Linked DNA regions of Mus musculus: region 1 is linked to region 2. Evidence: chromatin loops called from intact Hi-C (ENCODE). Cell type or tissue: gastrocnemius. All regions are shown on one strand. Links, peaks and the distances in the headings refer to the core of each region. The heading gives the core; the rest is flanking DNA. Region 1 has its middle 10 kb from the start of Gm39490. Region 2 overlaps Npb (neuropeptide B).

Region 1 (8,575 bases), core at 419-8,418, 97 kb after region 2:
GAAGCTAAACCGATACCCACTGCCTATCTCATGCTCAGCCATGCCGAACCCAGCTCTGAGGACATGCCTGAGCCTAAACATCCAGGAAGACCAAGAGAGAGGACCCAAAGCTTGTTGACTGCCTGGCAGAGTCTCCCCTCCCCCATGTAGGCAGCGCCTGGGACTCCTAGACTATCCCAGACACTGTCACTTCCTGAGATCGACCCAGCCTACGAGTCCCCGGGAGCAACTCCACCATCTCAGGTGCCCTGGGCCCAGGCACGAGGGACTCCCTTATTCTTAGCCCTGAAGTCCTCTCCGAGCTGGGCAGGTCAGGCTCGTCCTATGAGAGGTCAGTGGGAACGAAGAGAGCTCAGACAACTGACTCTTGCCTCAGAGCCCTCAGCTAAAGTGGGTGGGTAGTGGGGTCTGTCCTTCCTGTGCTGGACTGTCACAGCAGGAGGCAAGAGTCCCCACCTACGGGTCCCTAAAGGCCTAGAGGTGGTGGCGATCTGTCCAAAGCAGTCACAGGAAGTTCTGTTACAACTCTCAGAAAGTGGGGCGATACCAAGGAGTTGAAGCCCTCCATAGGCTCTCCCCGGAACCGATGTAAATTCACTGACAGTGACCTGCCCTGTGGGTGCTGGGATCTTTTTGGAGGCCACTAGGAGAGCAGTGAGTGCTCTCAAAGACAGAGTGTCTCTCCAGCCTCTAGACATCTCTGAATCCAATTAGGGTGATCATGAAAATGAACCATTGCTCTGTGCTAACTGCAACCCTAAAGGATTCTGTTGCTGTTCTTCAGAGCCCTTCCAGACCCCAACACTCGCTGCTGATGGGGTTGGGACAGCCACACAGCGACAGAGAATAAAGAACAGGGATATAAGTGATTTGTGGACACACATTCACAGCAGCCCGGCTCACAAGCGCTGGCAGTCCATGAAGCCCCAGTGTCCGTGGCTGGCGGGTGGTAAGCCCAGGAGTGTATGACATCATGAAGCATAATTGGCCTGAAGGGAGGGAGCCTGGAGCGGGCAGTCACAGACAGGAAGTAGAAGGGAGGTGGCCGGAGCCCACAGCGAGGTAGTGATGTTTCATGGGGACTGAGTTTCATTTGGTGAGAATTACTCAACAATGTGAATATGTTTAGGGCTGCACAACTGGAGATTTTGTCAGGGGTTTGTTTGCTTGAGGCAGGGTCTAAGTCAGGCAAAGACTTGATCCATCTACCCCAGACTTAATGACTGAGCCATCTCTCTAGCTTCTGGCTGATACTTTTTGTTTTGTTGAAACAAGGTCTCACTTTATAGACTAAGGTACCTTTAAAATTACAGCAATCCTCCTGCCGCAGCCTCTCAAGTGCTGGGATAACAGCTGTGAGCCATAATCCCACCTAGAAGTATAGGGTTTTGTTTTGTTTTGTTCTGTTTTGTTTTGTGACAGTAGCCCTGGCTATTCTGGAACTCAGTTTATAGAACAGACCAACCTTGAATTTACAGAGACTGGATTGCCTCTGCCTCCTGAGTGCTGGGATATGTCACCATGACTGGCTAGTTATTTTTTTGTAAGATATTTAAAACATAATATTTAGCCAGGTGTTAACGGCACACACCTTTAATCCCAGAACTTGGGAGGCAGAGGCAGGCAGATCTCTGAAATTAAGGCCAGTCTGCTCTACATAGTGAGTTCCAGGACAGCCAGGGCTATCCTGTCTTAGAAAATATAAGTGTGTGTGTGTGTGTATTATAATAGTTATATTAATTCTTTTCAGAATTTCATATAATCTATTTTGATTGTATTAATGTCCACTCCTTCCTCTATCTCCTCCCAGATCCACCCCCCTGGAAAACAATTTTTAATTACATGTGTTTATTTTTGTGTGTGGGTGTGAATGTGTGTCTTGTAGGAGTCAGTTCCCACCACGTGGGCACCTTTACACCTGCAATCTTATCGTGCTGACTCAATTAAAGTGTTTTTTTTTCCTGTATTTTGACACACAGTTAAGCAGTGTGTCTTAATGATAGTGACACTTCCTATCTTCCCTCCCCTCCCCAACACATCCCCCTCCTCCTTCATCCCTTCACTGAATCCAATCAGAGCTACATATGTGCACATAGGTACTCAGCCCTCCAGTGAAGCATGGGCAACCTGCCAACAGCCACACCCCAAGAATATCAACTCTCTTCACCCGTAGCCATAATAGAGCCCCAGTGAAGGGTGGGGCCTCTCTGATTTGTGAAGACCTTGTGCAGGCAGCCACAGCTGTCGTCGTGACCTCATAAGTGCAGCTTCTGTGCCTTGTTCAGAAGATGGCTGTTCACGGTGCTCCTCTGTCTCCGTCTTACATTCCTTTTGCCTTCTCTTCTGTCCGCTGAGCCTTGGAGGATGAAGGTTGGAGCTGTAGATGTTAGTTTTTGTGGGTGTGTGTGTAAAGCATAGAATGTGCACTTCCATGGTAACACACTCACCTGGCCTACACAGGGAACTGTGACACTGGCCATAGAAATGTATAGAAACACATCGCTAAACAGTATGAGGCTTCAGAAAAGTCTTGTTCAGAGCCGGGGCTCCCTACCTCAGGAGGAGTTCCAAGTTCCAAGTTGCACAAGAGTAGGCCAGTTGTAGTCACACACACTTCTGCTGACTCAATTAGGCTGGGAACTCCCAGGGACTATAAGGCAGGAGGGGGAAGTGGGTGGACCTAAGGAAGCCTAGCTGTGGGGGCCGAATGTGCAAACACAAGCTGTCCAACTGTCTCGCCAGCGATGGGGGTGGATCCAGGGAAATGTTCCCAGGAGGTTCCTCAGGCTCTGCTTCAGGCCTTGGAGGTGTTGGGAAGATCCTCAGGCGGGCTGCAGGCTGGAGACAGTGAGGCAGACAATGTTCTTCTGTATCACAGGATCTGTGATCAGACTGTGAAGAAAAAAAAAACCTTGTTGTGATGTAGCTCCCTGAGCCAGCAGGTTTTCACCCTGGTGTCTGGCTCCTGAGTCTTCTTTGGTAAAATTGAATGACTAGAGTTTTGGGGGGTTTTTTGTTTTTTGTTTTTTTAAAAACAACACTTCTTGGGACTGGCGAGATGGCTCAGTGGATAAGAGCATTGACTGCTCTCCTGAAGGTCCTGAGTTCAAATCCCAGCAACCACATGGTGGCTCACAACCACCCATAATGAGAGATCTGATGCCCTTTTCTGGTGCGTCTGAAGACAGCTACAGTGTACTTATTTATAATAATTAAAATATTTATAATATTGTATTACAATATGTATAATAATAAGATTATTATTATTATAATAAATCTTTGGGGCGGAGCAAGTGGGGCTGACCGCATCGAGTGAGGTTGACAGGAGCGAGCAGAGGTCCTAAATTCAATACCCAACAACCACATGAAGGCTCACAACCATCTGGACAGCTACAGTGTACTTATATACATAAAATAAATAAATAAATCTTTAAAAGGAAATCCCAACACTTGGGTGCTGTTGCTAGGACATCTCTGCCCTGGTCATCCCAAGGAAGGAATGTGGGCCACGGGAGACTGTGAGTAGGTATTCAGCCCCCTGGAAACACATAATAGGTCCGAATGGTGACCTGCACTGAAGAGACTCCGAGCTTTAACAGGAGGAGAGACAGGGCCTGCCATCCTGCTAATCCTGCCAGGAGTCTGAGTTGGTCCTTTGGGTGGGGGCTCTGAGCTTCACAGTGACCACGAGTGCAGGTGTGCCCTGAGACCTGGTCATGCACTGCAGCTGATACCAGCCATGGATGGCAGTGCATGCACATGATAGATGTTCTTAGTCCACTCAGAGTGAGTTCCAGGACAGCCAGGGCTACACAGAGAAACCCTGTCTTGAAAAACCAAAAAAAAAAAAAAAAAAAAAAAAAAAAGAGAGAGAGAGAGAAATAAATAAATAAATAAATAGGTGTGTGGGATCCACAGACCCTTCCGGGAAAAACTGCTAGATGCCCAGAGATGCAACGGTGAGGTGGGATCATGTGTGTGGGTGGACCGGGCAGGTAGACTAAGGCTCAACAGCCCCTTTTTTGCTTCAGATTCTCACTCTACTGCCCTCGGCATGCTACCTGAACTGGACGGTCACACCCCCAAAACAATTCCCTCTTTTCCACATTGCAGTCTGCTGAGATTCCTGTACCCCTGTCCACTGGTCCCAACGGGGGTCCCATGTCAGCCTCTGGAAGCCCTCAAGGGTGGCTGTTCAAGTTTGCTTTTCTGTCACTGTGATAAACACCATGACCAAAAGCAACTTCGGCAGTGAGGCTTTATTTCATTTTACAGATTGGAGACGTTCATGGAGGGAAGCCAAGACAGAAGGGGCTTCAGAAATGGCCTGGAGCAGAAGCCATGGAGAAGGGCTGCTTACTGGCTCACTCACCCACCCCAAGGTAGCTTCTTATACAGCCCAGCCTCACCTGCTCAAGGATGGACCACCCACAGTGGGTTGGACCTCCTAGCAGTCAGGAAAACAATACCACACAGGTTTGTCCACAGGCCATTCTGATGGAGGAAACACCCCGGTTGAGGGTCTTTCTTCCCAGGTGATACTAGTTTGTATCAAGTTTACAAAAACTAGCCAGCACAAAGGCCCCTCTGTCTTCTGCCTCCTCTCAGCCTAGAGTCACCCTGGTGCTCACACCAGACCCATCTGGTGTGGATGCTAGTGATGCCGGAGAAACCTACCCTAAACGTACATGAGGCCCCGTGCAGGTAACACTACACCCGGTCACCCATACACCATTCTAGATCCCAAAGGCAGACCTGGCCCACACTCCTGCTTTCTAGTCAGCCGATCCTCCTCTGGGTCTATATGCCTGAGAGGGTTCCCCCACTTTGGAGACCGCTGGAGCCCCAGCTGCCTAGAACTTACTATGTTCACATCCCCTGTTGCCCCAAAGGTTTGTCCTTTTGTATTTCCACACTGCTAAATGATCCCAACCAAACCCTGAAAACGCTTTGCCGACTTTCCGCCTGCCTACAGTGACAGGCTGTGTTCTGCCAGCGCAGGCTGAATGTTGAGTCCCCTCCTGGGGTTGGGCTCCTATTTCACCCTGGACCCTGGACTGCCACGTCCACTCTAGCTAGCATGGCACCTCTAGGAGTCCAGGCCGCACCCTTTCTTGGTCTACACCTCATCTACCCTGACCAGTCCCGGTTCCAATGAAGGACGCTACGTGGCCGCCACCAAGAGGCCATTCGGGGAATTACAGGCTATGCTTAAACCGGCGGCAGCGCCTGGGGCCGCAGCAGCGCCTGCAGCCAGGGGATCCAGACCTCACTCTCCTCCTCACACGGGTGTGGACATCAGGGATTGATCTCAGCCCTCCCCATCCCGCGCTGGCACAGTCACGAAGCTTGTAATTAAAGAGTTATCGAGTCAGGGAGAAAGGAGGAGTCACTGAGATGACTCGGCTGCTCTTCTAGAGGACCAGGGTTCTATTCCCAGCACCCACACGTTCTATGAGCCTGTAACTCCAGTTCCAGATGATCTGACGGAACCTCTTTTGGCCTCTGAAGGCACCAGGCACACAAGGGGTACACAGACATATTCAGGCAAAACTCCCCCACACATAAGATAAAAGGGAAAGCTTTTTTGTTTGTTTGTTTGTTTGGTTGGTTGGTTGGTTTTTTCTAGATAGGGTTTCTCTGGGTAGCTCTGGCTGACCTGAACTCACTCTGTAGATCAGGCTGGCCTTGAGTGCAAAGCCTGCGGAGAGCTGGGATTAAAGGCCTGTCGCGGGCAAGCTTTTTTTTTTTTTTTTTTTTTTTTTTAAATAAAATAGTTCTATTTTTTCTATTTTTTATTAATATATTTTTATTATTTTAATTTTATTTATGTTACATCCTGACCTCAGTTTCCTCTCCCTCTTCTCCTCCCATTCCCTCCCAGCCACCCTACCCCAACCCCACTCCGGTCCATCCACTCCCCTTCTGTTTCTCTTCAGAAAAGGGCTGACCTGGAAGGTTAGCCATGATATATCAAGTTGCAGTAAGACTAGGTAGGCACCTCCTTTTATATTAAGGCTTTGGGGCAAGGGTCCCAACGGCAGGCAACAAAGTCAGAGACAGTCCCTGCTCTGACTATTAGGGGTTTTGCAAAAAGACAATGAAATTAATATCCAATGATAGCCAACCCCTCTGACTGGGGTTACAGGTGCATGCCCACACACCAAACTACAGTCAATTGTAAAACTTTCCATCATGCCAAAAAGAACAGCTGCCAACCTCCCGCCTCACACCTTCTTCAGTCATTTTTTAAAAAAATATTTATTTATTATTTATATGTAAGTACACTGTAGCTGTCTTCAGACACACCAGTAACGGGTGTCAGATGTCATAACAGATGGTTGTGAGCCATCATGTGGTTGCTGGGATTTGAACTCAGGACCTTTGGAAGAACAGTCAGTGCTCTTAACCACTGAGCCATCTCTCCAGCCCCTTCAGTCATCTTTGTAAAAAAGACTGAGATGGAATATGGTTAGATCTAGCCTAGCACCTGTGGAACCCTGGGTTCAAACCTCAGTACTGAGCCAGTAAGGTGGCCGGTGTTTGTAATTCCAGCACCAAGGAGGCAGAGGCAGGAGGATCAGTGAAGCCTGGTTTATGTAGGGACTCTGGGCTACATAGTAAGAGTCTATCTCAAAACAGCAAACCACAACATTGGAAAGAAATCAACAGTGGCCCTGGGGTGGGAGAGCTGGCCAGCCAGTCTGCTGCATCAGTGAGCACCAGGTTCAGAAGAGATCCTCAAAAAGTAAGGTGCTGAGTGATTGAGGAAGACACCTGGAACTGACTTCTGGCGTCTGTGAACGTGCACATAAGAACACATATACACACTCACTCACACACACACAGATGAACACACACAATACAATCACACGTGCATACATACACATGTGCACACACAATACAATCACACATGCATACATACACATGTGCACACACAGTACAATCACACATGCATACATACACACATGCACACACACACAAAACAATCACACATGCATACATACACATGTGCACACACAGTACAATCACACATACACATGTGCACTCACACACATACCACGCACAGCTGGATTATAGCTGGATTATAGCTGGAGTGCGGGCACTCCACACTATCCACCCATCAGTGCTCAGCTTCTGTGTTTGGTGATGCTGGCTGTGCTGCTGGGAACACGAGCGTCCCCCTTCTTGCTCGGTACAAGTGGGTCTGTGTATTTGCTTGCTCTTTCTTTCTTTTTCTGTTTTGTTTGTTTGGGGGTTTTGTTTGTTTTCATTTTGGGGGGGGTTGTTTTGTTTTGTTTGTTTGTTTGGTTGGTTTGGTTTTTGTTTTTTTGTTTGTTTGTTTTTGTTTTTTGTTTTAGACATAGTCTCTTTGTGTAGCCCTGATTGTCCTAGAACTAGCTCTTCAGACCAGGCTCAGAGATCCACCTGCCTCTGCCTCCAGAGTGCTGGCGTTAAAGGTGTGTCCCACCACCTTCCGGATGGCTGCTCCTTTTTAACTGGCCGAGGAACTGCTAGCTAGGCAAAGGCATGCATATATCAGCCAACTGATATTTCAGTTCTGTCCAAGAGTCCCTAACAATTCCTGGTTATGTGCCCGGCTCTGCTGCCTCCTGGCAGTGGATGAGCCCTTGCCACACCCCTCTCCCCAGGGAGGGCGTCTGCCATGCTGTTGATTTAGGGCTTGCTGCTTCCTAATGGAGCTGATTTCTCCCACTTCTTCACATCTTAGCCTCAGGCAAGATCTCTCATGACCTTTGCCCTTTCCTCCATCAATCTCCCACGGAATGAGTAAAATTACTTACAATTCAGCCCAGAGTCTTTCAGGGTGAATTCTTGGTATTTGGAAAACATTTTGAGCCACAGATCATTTGGTGAAAGAATGGTCAGATGCCAGGGACCTGCTCCAGCAAGGCTTCCTTTTCCAGACGGGTTGGCACTGGTGTGCCAGTTATGTCCACCTCTCACAGCTTGGGATAAGGAGGGGTGTGAAATAGTGGAGGGTTAGCTTAATGGGAATTCTCAGTGGGAGGGAGGGATGGGGTGTGATCCCAAACAGGTGCACCAGAGCAAAGGGGAGGAAGATGAAAGGGCCCCAACCAGCCATGGGAAGGGTGAGTTTTAGGCTCACTCCTCAGCACCCACTTGGTGGCTCACAACTGTGACTCCAATTCCAAGTTCCACTGTGCCCTCTCCTGACTTCCTCAGGGTCTAGGCATGCACTGTGTGCACAGACACACAAGTAAGCAAAACCCTCATGCATATAAAATAAAATAATTAAACATCTGGGCAGACCATACCGTTAATTGCAGCAGCACTCGGTAGGCAGAGACAGATGGATCTATGTGAGTTTGAGGCCAGCCAGAGCTACAAAATAGGGAGACCCTGCTTAAAAACAAAGAGACCAGAATCACTGAGATCACAAACCTGGGAGTAGTTCCTCAGGGCAAGCACACAAAAGCTGTGGTCCCAGCTCAAAAAATAAAATAAAATAAAATAAAATAAACAAAACCAAAAACCAAAAACCAAAAACAAAAAAAACAAAAAAACAAAAAAACAAGAAAGAAAGAAGAAA
Region 2 (8,575 bases), core at 201-8,200:
TGCTATATATGTACAGGCAAGTGCTCCATCACTGAATTACAACTTCAGTCCCCTTCTGTTCTTTTGCACCTGAGTCACCAGCTTTGACTTCGTGTCAGTGGACTATGACCTTGGCCCCACCATGGTGCCACAAGCCCAGATGCAGACTCTGACCTTTGATCTAGCCCTGCCTGTCTAGTGGGCACAAGGGCTGTCCTGGAATTTGCCCGTTATCATGTCCCACCTCCCACCCCGTGCACTGTGGTGTTGACATGATGATAGCCCACTAGGGCTCTAGAGGAAGCAGAGCAGAACCTATGGCCCAGCACTGGCCCATGGCAAAGAATACAGGTGGTCCCAGGGATATCCCACTGGGATATCCTCAGTGTCCAGCATATTGCTGGCTTCTGCATAGCTTGACCTTGACAAAGTACTTGTGGCCAGACCTAGATTTGAGGATAAAAGCAGGTGACAGGCACTTGTTCTCTCAGAGAGCTAAGCCAGCCCTGGGGGTGGGGAACTGTCCACTTGTGTCAGGGTGGAAGTATCTGCTCCCAATGCAGGACTGATCTCTTGTTTCCAAGCTTGAGTGTGGCTTGTTGATCCAGGGGGACTATTCTTGTTTAGGGTGCAGGAGGTTCCATATTCAAATCCTAGATAATCTCTTGTATCTTGCGGGCTGGGAGTGTAGCTAGCTCAGCTGGTATTATGCTGGCCCAGCATGCACAAGGTCCTACATTTGTTTTGTAGCACCCAACAGTTGGCTTTGGGTGGGAATCTCAGCAGATGGAGTCAGAAGGGTTGAGAGCTGAAAGTCGCCGGGCGTGGTGGTATACACCTTTAATCCCAGAATTTGGGAGGCAGAGGCAGGCAGATTTCTGAGTTCAAGGTCAGCCTGGTTTACAAAGTAAGTTCCAGGACAGAAAAAAAAGGGTCAAGAGTTGAAGGTCGTCCTAGGTTTTATAGTGAGTTTGAGGCCAGCCTGGGCTACATGAGACCTTATTGTCTTAAAAAAAAAAAAAGAAAAAAAGAAAAAAAGAAAAAGAACTGAAGCAGCTTGAAATGCCTGCCCATAGCAGGAGGCACCAACAGGGCAAAGGCAGTCTAAGACATGGGAAATGGTTAAGCATCTGCCAGTGAACAGCTGTCTTGGGAGTTCACCAGCCAGGCCTTGTACCTGAATTTGCCACTCTTGCTAGACCTGGCACCCAGTCCTGCCCTAGGTCCAGTACTTAGGGTATGGACAACTGAGAACCGACTTCTCTGCTGTAAGCCCAACACCGGGATCTGGGCTAGGAGCCCTGGTGGGGGCCTCTCAGGGAGCCGTGCTGCATCCCACACAAGACCCTCAGTCTCCTGTCTGTCCTCACAGCTATGACATGGTGCATTATGGCCACTCCAACCAGCTACGGCAGGCACGGGCCATGGGGGACTACCTCATCGTGGGTGTGCATACGGATGGTAAGGTGGGGCCCGATGTGCCGGACAGTCCAATGGATTAAGCCTACAGGGCATGGGGTGGGGCAGAGGGGCGGGCAGAATGGTTCCAGCTTCCTTCCCCAGAGCACAGTGGTGACTCAGGGAGCTTAGAGAGTAACATAGCCTGGTACCAGCTATAGAGAGCTGTGGCAACACAGGACAGCTGTATTGTCTGCCCCTACCCCGGTTCTTGAAACAGAAGAGACTGAACCCTCTTCTTAGTTATCCAGCAGATGCCCCCGAGCACACGCCCTGGCCAGAGGACAATGCTGTTGGCACGGGGTCCTGCCTTGTGGGCATACCATTTGCACACTGCAGCCTTGCGACCCAGACTCCTGGACATCACTTACCTTGTCTTGTCCTTTTCTCTGTCCCTAGAGGAGATTGCCAAGCATAAGGGGCCCCCGGTGTTTACCCAGGAGGAGAGGTACAAGATGGTACAGGCCATCAAGTGGGTGGATGAGGTGGTGCCCGCTGCTCCCTACGTCACCACCCTGGAGACACTGGACAAGCACAACTGTGACTTCTGTGTTCACGGCAGTGAGTGGGCAGGGTCTGAGGTGGGGGCTGGGCAGTCAGCCCTGCTGACCTAGTCACAGAGACAGTGGGCTTTTCATCTTGGCTCATCCTATGCACATGCAAGGAAGCTCTGGGACCATCCCCAGAGCAGTGGCAAAGGGAAAGGGGCCCCTGGGGGCTCTCAGTTAAAAATCCCTGTTTATGCAGGAGAGATGGCTCAGCAGTTAAGAGCACTGATGTTCTTCCAGAGGTCCTGAGTTCAATTCCTAGCAACCACATGGTGGCTCACAACCATCTGTAATGGGGCTCCGATGCCTTCTTCTGGTATATCTGAAGACAGCAATGGTGTACCCACATACATGAAATAAATGAATTAAAAAAATCTAAAAAAAAAAAAAAAATTTGCCGGGCGTGGTAGCGCATGGCACTCAGGAGGCAGAGGCAGGCGGATTTCTGAGTTCAAGGACAGCCTGGTCTACAAAGTGAGTTCCAGGACAGCCAGGGCTACACAGAGAAACCCTGTCTCAAAAAACCAAAAAAAAAAAGAAGAAAAAAAAAACCCCAAAAAACAAACCCTGTTTATGAGCCTAGTGTGATGACACATAACTATCATCTTAGCATTAGTACTGAGGAGGCTGAAACGGGACATTAAGTGTTCTGGATTAGCTGGGCGGTGGTGGTGCACGCCTTTAGTTCTGGCACTTGGGAGACAGAGGCAGGTGGATTTCTGAGTTCAAGGCCAGCCTGGTCTATAAATAAAGTAAGTTCCAGAACAGCCAAGGTTAATCAGAGAAGCCTTGTTCCAAAAAGAGTTCCAGGTCACCCTGGGATACATAGCAAGACATGCCCTGCCCCCCTCTCAAAATAACAACAAAACAGGAACAAATCCTTTTCTGTGTGCGTGTCACCTCTAGATGACATCACGCTGACAGTAGACGGCCGAGACACCTATGAGGAAGTGAAGCAGGCTGGGAGGTACAGGTAGGTCCAGGGAGTGGGGCTCAAGAGGAGACCCCCTGCCTAGCTCTCCTTGTTGCTGTGTTGACATACATACCCTGCAAGGCATTTGGGTCCTCGGTCAGGTGTGGAAAGTGCAGGACAGCATGCTTTGTGTGACCAACCCCAGGGCCTCTGCGGTGCTACCAGGCATAGCTCTGCCAGATGGCAGCATTCTCGATCATCACCGTTTGTAGGACATCCTTAGACTCGTAGACTCGGTAGTCTCAGGTGCCCCTGGAGAGCTGCCTTTTTATTTTAATTAACTGTAATTTAAAGAGCCAGCTGTGGCCAGTGGTTCCTATAGGGACAGAGCAGCCAGGAATGCATATCAGGGTTGCCTGAGTGTAATAGAGGCCAGAGGGAACAACGTTGGAATGGGGGCCAGAACTGGTATGTCCTCAATGTGACCTGCCTACTCCCTGGAGTTACGTTGTACAGCTGAGTGAGCCCATTGCTCCTGCCCCAGTCTGGCTTTCTGTTGTGGGTGGGTGGTCCTGGGTTAGGGTTGTGTCCCTCAGGTGGCTTCTGCCTATAGCAGAGCCTCAGGATTGTCCTGGATGAAAACCTCCACCTTACCTCTGTCCCAGAGAGTGCAAACGCACCCAGGGTGTGTCCACCACAGACCTCGTGGGTCGCATGCTGCTGGTGACCAAGGCCCATCACAGCAGCCAGGTGAGTCCAAACGGATGGGGTCTGGGATACGGTCCCTGGGCTAAGGACACGGGGGAGGGTGGGTGCAGGGGGGGGGGTGCACCACCTAGCCACCCTCAGGTTTATCCTGTTTCTCTCCCTGACCAACCCCTTAGTGGGCTCCGGGGCCATGGCGTGCTGGGCCCAGGGTTGGCAGTCAGGAGGGCAAGGTCCCTTAGTTTCTTGCCCTTGTGTGCAGGAGATGTCCTCTGAGTACCGGGAATATGCTGACAGTTTTGGAAAGGTGAGTACAGCCTGGCTCGCTGAGGCCACTCTGGAAATCCAGTTGACATTCCCACCCACCCGTTAGGCGTCCCATGGGGAAAGGTTGGCCCAAAGCTTCAGTGTCTGCCCTCCTCCCTCTCTTTCCCAGTGCTGACCAGGTACTGACCATCAGGCTTGGCCAGCTAGTGGATGCTGGGAGGGAGGACAGGCAAGAGGTGGCCAGTCCCAGCAGCCACTTCTTGGAGGAGGAGCAAGGACTGCCCACCTTACAGGTGGCATCTAACCAAATGGCCTGGCCCTCTCTCCCTTTGTAGCCCCCTCACCCGACACCTGCCGGGGACACACTTTCCTCAGAAGTCTCCTCCCAGGTGACCAGATGGTGGCCTCAGGGTGCCGGGTCCCCCAGAGGGCTGTGTCTGCTGGCCACTGGGCTCTGCGCCTGCTCCTGGTGGTGTTGCCAGGCAGAGCTGGTGTTGACTGCATTATCTTCTGTGGCCACCGGGTGGAGCCACAGTCCTGCTAGCTACAGTGGTCCTGCGTGGCCTTACCATGGTGTGTCCCTGCCCCTGCCCCAAGTGCCTGCCTGGACACAGCCCCCAGCTGTGCTGCTGGGTTATTGACAGGCTGGGGTTTGGGGGAGTCCAGCCTGTAATGCTCTGTGCAACTCCCATCACCCACACCTACGACAGGGGCACAGGGAGCCCTGGGCCCAGAAGAATGACCAAGGGGAGGGTACTGGGTGAGGGGCACACATAGAGGCCTCTACCACTGACTGGTTCCTTCTCTTGACTAACAGTGCCCTGGGGGGCAGAGCCCCTGGACAGGGGTGTCCCAGTTTCTACAGACATCCCAGAAGATCATCCAGTTTGCTTCTGGGAAGGAGCCCCAGCCCGGGGAGACGGTCATCTATGTGGCTGGTGCCTTTGACCTGTTCCGTATCCTCTGCTGCCCGAAGTCATGCCTCAGAGTGGGACCCATAGCCTCCAAGGCTCCAGGGTTGAGCTGGGTTGTGGTGGGTGCGGCCTTCACCAGGGAGAATGGCACGGGGTCCCTTGGGTGCCCATTGCTGTTACCTGGCCTGCTTTCCTCCTCTCCATCCATGGGGTTGGGGATGGAGCACAGGGCTCTGCGTATCCGAGGCCAGTGACCTCTTGCTGAACTACAACCCCAAGTCTTGCTCTCTTGAGACAGAATTTTCCTGTGTAGTCCAGGCTGACCTAGAACTTGCAATACTCCTGCCTCCGCCACGCAAGTGCTGGGTTTACAAGAACACCATGATACACAGCTAGTTACTGCTTCTTAATCTGGATATAGACATCGGGCACGTGGACTTCCTACAGGAGGTGCACAAGCTAGCCAAGAGGCCCTACGTCATCGCCGGCCTACACTTTGACCAGGTCTCTGCCCTCCTCCTTGCTTGCTTCTCAGCACCCCGTCAGCTGATGGGCCATGGGGTCCCTCAAGGGGCCTTGCTGGGGTCAGTGTTGGGCACAGGTGGCCTCTGAAGGACTGAGGAGGCTCCAGGTGCCTGCGAAGGCAAGCTTGGCTCTCTTCTGGAGTCCAGGACAGCCCTGCCTAGGGTGTTCCTATGAGAGGGGGCACTTTTCCCAGCTTCTGCCCACGACGGCCAGCTGGGAGGGAAGGCACCATTCATTTGAGGTCCCCCAGCTGAGCCAAACTCACTGGCCCTAGGAAGTAAACCGGTACAAGGGCAAGAACTACCCCATCATGAACCTGCACGAGCGGACTCTCAGTGTGCTGGCCTGCCGGGTAAGTGAACTGGGAGTCAGGGCCGGGCGGCTGGGCCCTACTGGGTGCAGTTTCTTTCCCCTGCTGAAGGAGTCTGAGGGTCCCCTTTGCCCACTGGCCCTGGCCGTGTCGCCCTGCCCTGCTGGCTCCCCTGGCCTCCTCTGCCACGCTCTAGCCCTCTAGCTCGCCAGGGATGAGGACTGAGTGAGGTGCTTCACTGGCTGTGTTTCCGCAGTATGTTTCAGAAGTGGTGATTGGGGCACCATACTCCGTGACAGCGGAGCTCCTGAATCACTTCAAGGTGAGGCTTCGCTCAAAGTTCTCCTGAGCAGAACATGATGCTAATCTTCCTAGAGGCTCTTGCCTGCTTCAGCCTGGGCCAGTTTTTTGGGGTTTGGGCTAGCCCTAAGTGGTTGTCAGTGGTGGCATAGCAACTCTGAGGAAGTCTCCTGACCTTGCTCCCTTTCCAGGTGGACCTGGTGTGTCACGGGAAGACAGAGATTGTACCCGACAGGGATGGGTCTGACCCCTACCAGGTGGGTTGCCCGGCGTGGGCTGCCTCGGGGAAGTAGGTGCAACCATCCTTCCTGGTATTGGTCTCCCATGGGTGGAGGGACAGCTGGGGGTGTCTCTGTGGTCAGGAGACCTCTCATCTCCCACTTCTCTTCCCATTGAGGCCTCCAGGAGCCCAAGAGAAGAGGCATCTTCTATCAGATTGACAGTGGCAGTGACCTCACTACAGACCTGATTGTGCAGAGGATCATCAAGAACAGGTGTGTCTCCTCCCCTCCCCTCTGCCACCCTCCCCCCTACTGGGTTGGCAGTGGGCAAACCCCCAGTATTGGAGAGAACCAACCTACAACCCGTCTGGCCCCAGGCTGGAGTATGAAGCACGGAATCAGAAGAAAGAAGCCAAGGAATTAGCCTTTCTGGAGGCCACGAAGCAGCAGGAGGCGCCGCCTGGAGGGGAGATTGACTAGCTTCAGACCCGGAGATGTTGTTCACGCCCTTGCCCTGTGCCCACCTCTTCTCTTCCTGCCCGGCTCTGCTTCTGTGTCTTGATGTCAGCTCACACAATTCCAAAGGAAACTGGCCTTGCTGAGGGTGCTGCCTGCCTGCGAGGCACCTGCCTTGCAGCAGGCTCTCAGCCCTTCCCTCTGAGCTGCTCAGAGAGGGTAGCTAGCCCAATGATGTGGCCCGTGGACAGGATAAGCAGATGCACCTGTGACTGACTGGAGGCGTGTTGCTGTGTATCCCGGGCATCCATGGGTTCCAACTGCCACTGCCCCAGTCTTGGCCAGAGATACCCCTCCTGCCTGACTGGAAGCTGCACATCTGCCCACTGAGCTTTGGTGAAAGGTCCAGAGGCTTTGGGGACCTCTGTTCCTGGGCCACCCTGCCCGTGGGCACCCTCTACCTTGGGGCACGTTCTAGCACCCCATTCCTGACTCCTGGAAGATGCACTTGCCCCGACAGCTGGGCAGCACGGCTGTCCTCTGCAGAGACTGCCTGGTCCTCATTGTACTTTGGTGGCTCAACTGAATAAAGCCTTGTGGGAAGCACTCTGTAGGCTCCCGACCCCGGGAAGAAACTGGAACCGGTCCACATCCGCCCACAGCAAGAGCTCTTAGGAAAGGGAGGGCGAGCCGGGCCAGGGAGCTGGGTAGCTTGTGCATATCTGGGGACCCTGATGAGGACCCCAGAACTGCTCTTGGTGGTTGATTGTGGGGAGACTGGCTCGGTGATGAAGCAGCTGACAGGAATGGCGAGGCCCAGCTCCCAAACAGGGATTCTGGTGCAGCTCTGTCCCATGCCGGGTGTGGCTGATGAGGCACCACAGAGAGGAGAATGAGAGGTGCTCAGAAGGAAGCTCAGGTACTTGGTGGTACCTGCCTCACCCACACCTGTGTCTGCCTTGGGCTGAGGGAAAGCAGGGCAAAAGAAACAACTGGGGCAGAACTCAAGTCTGCTGCCCACTTGGCTCTGTGGCCCAGAACATTGGGGGGGGCGGGGGGGGGGGCCAGGCAGGCCACTGAGCCCTGTTATCCCTCTGAAAGGGTGGGGCCAGGCCAAGCTTCTACCAGCGCAGTGGGTGGATCTAAGGGCTCCCGTGAAGTCCCGCCCTTGCACAGAGTCTGCACACCCCAGTGATCTGTCGCGCACACAGTAGCTATGTCCTTCAGGGCCTTTGGGAGGGGCTTCGCCAGGGGTGAGGCAGGACTCCGAGCAGGGCTTTCTAAAAGAACCTTGAGCTGACATTGTGGCTCTGAAAGACTGAGCAGCAGGAGCAGGGTCTGAGGATGCTCTGGGGGTGGTTTTAAATGGCATGCAAGAACTATCTATGCCCAGTGCCTACTGCTTAAGTAGGGGGACCACCTGTTCAGACTCTGGAGTCAGGGTGGAGGCTCTATCCCCTTTCTGGCTTTGTGGAAGAGGAAAAGAGCCAGCCAGGGCACAGAAGGGAAGTGGAGCAATCATCACCCCAGGGACCCGCTCAGCCAGGCACCCACTTGTCAGGGTCTCTGCGCCATCTCCTCCAGCAACCCTTAGCAGAGACAGTTTTGCTTCTTTATTAATTTAGCCATTTGCTATGGAGCATGGTGGGAGCTAGGGGCCAAACCCACACAGGGTCTGTGCTACTTCAAGCAAGACTGGGCATATGGGGGTTGGGGAGAGTCACCGGCCGCAGGGTTGGGGTTCAGGGCTCAGGTGCTCTGGCAATCAGTCTCGTGCAGCGACAAGAAGACGTCCGCTTTACACTGGAAAGTCCCTCGGCTGTTGAGTTGCCGCTGGCAGCTCTGCAGGTTCGGGGTCACATCTTTGACACACAGGGCCTGGGTAGGCGGTGGAGGCTGAGGGCCCGCCCCTGTCCCACCAGCTCCCGCCACCCATCGCCTGCTTGCACTCACAAGGCTCCTTACGCTGGGGCGCATCT

The links. A loop is a pair of places that touch in the nucleus more often than their neighbours do. Peaks named below come from ENCODE experiments on the same cell type or tissue, not always from the same donor. Only the 100,000 strongest peaks of a DNase experiment are listed, where the experiment ranks them.
Region 1: a loop joins it to region 2, with 8 times the contacts of the local background. A loop is called at or near these places in 12 of 42 quality-filtered maps.

The regions. Positions count from the first base shown.
Region 1 is chr11:120,512,348-120,520,922 of GRCm38, reverse strand. No RefSeq gene overlaps it. Among named protein-coding and RNA genes, the nearest start is that of Gm39490, 10 kb to the right of the region's middle. In gastrocnemius, for the core only: no CTCF peak of the experiment used is centred there; DNase peaks (open chromatin) are centred at 5,175, 7,622 and 7,910; H3K4me3 peaks cover 1,515 bases; H3K27ac peaks cover 2,642 bases.
Region 2 is chr11:120,608,714-120,617,288 of GRCm38, reverse strand. Npb (neuropeptide B) reads right to left here. Exons shown (of 2, transcript NM_153288.3): 1 at 8,550-8,575; 2 at 8,189-8,474. The coding sequence ends at 8,346. It overlaps Pcyt2 (phosphate cytidylyltransferase 2, ethanolamine), which reads left to right. Exons shown (of 14, transcript NM_024229.3): 2 at 1,352-1,440; 3 at 1,837-1,998; 4 at 2,892-2,958; 5 at 3,564-3,648; 6 at 3,866-3,910; 7 at 4,206-4,259; 8 at 4,688-4,826; 9 at 5,206-5,288; 10 at 5,584-5,661; 11 at 5,876-5,941; 12 at 6,111-6,176; 13 at 6,325-6,413; 14 at 6,518-7,227. The coding sequence ends at 6,620. Among named protein-coding and RNA genes, the nearest start is that of Npb, 4.5 kb to the right of the region's middle. In gastrocnemius, for the core only: a CTCF peak has its summit at 4,382 (motif pointing right); a DNase peak (open chromatin) is centred at 4,324; H3K4me3 peaks cover 555 bases; H3K27ac peaks cover 1,443 bases.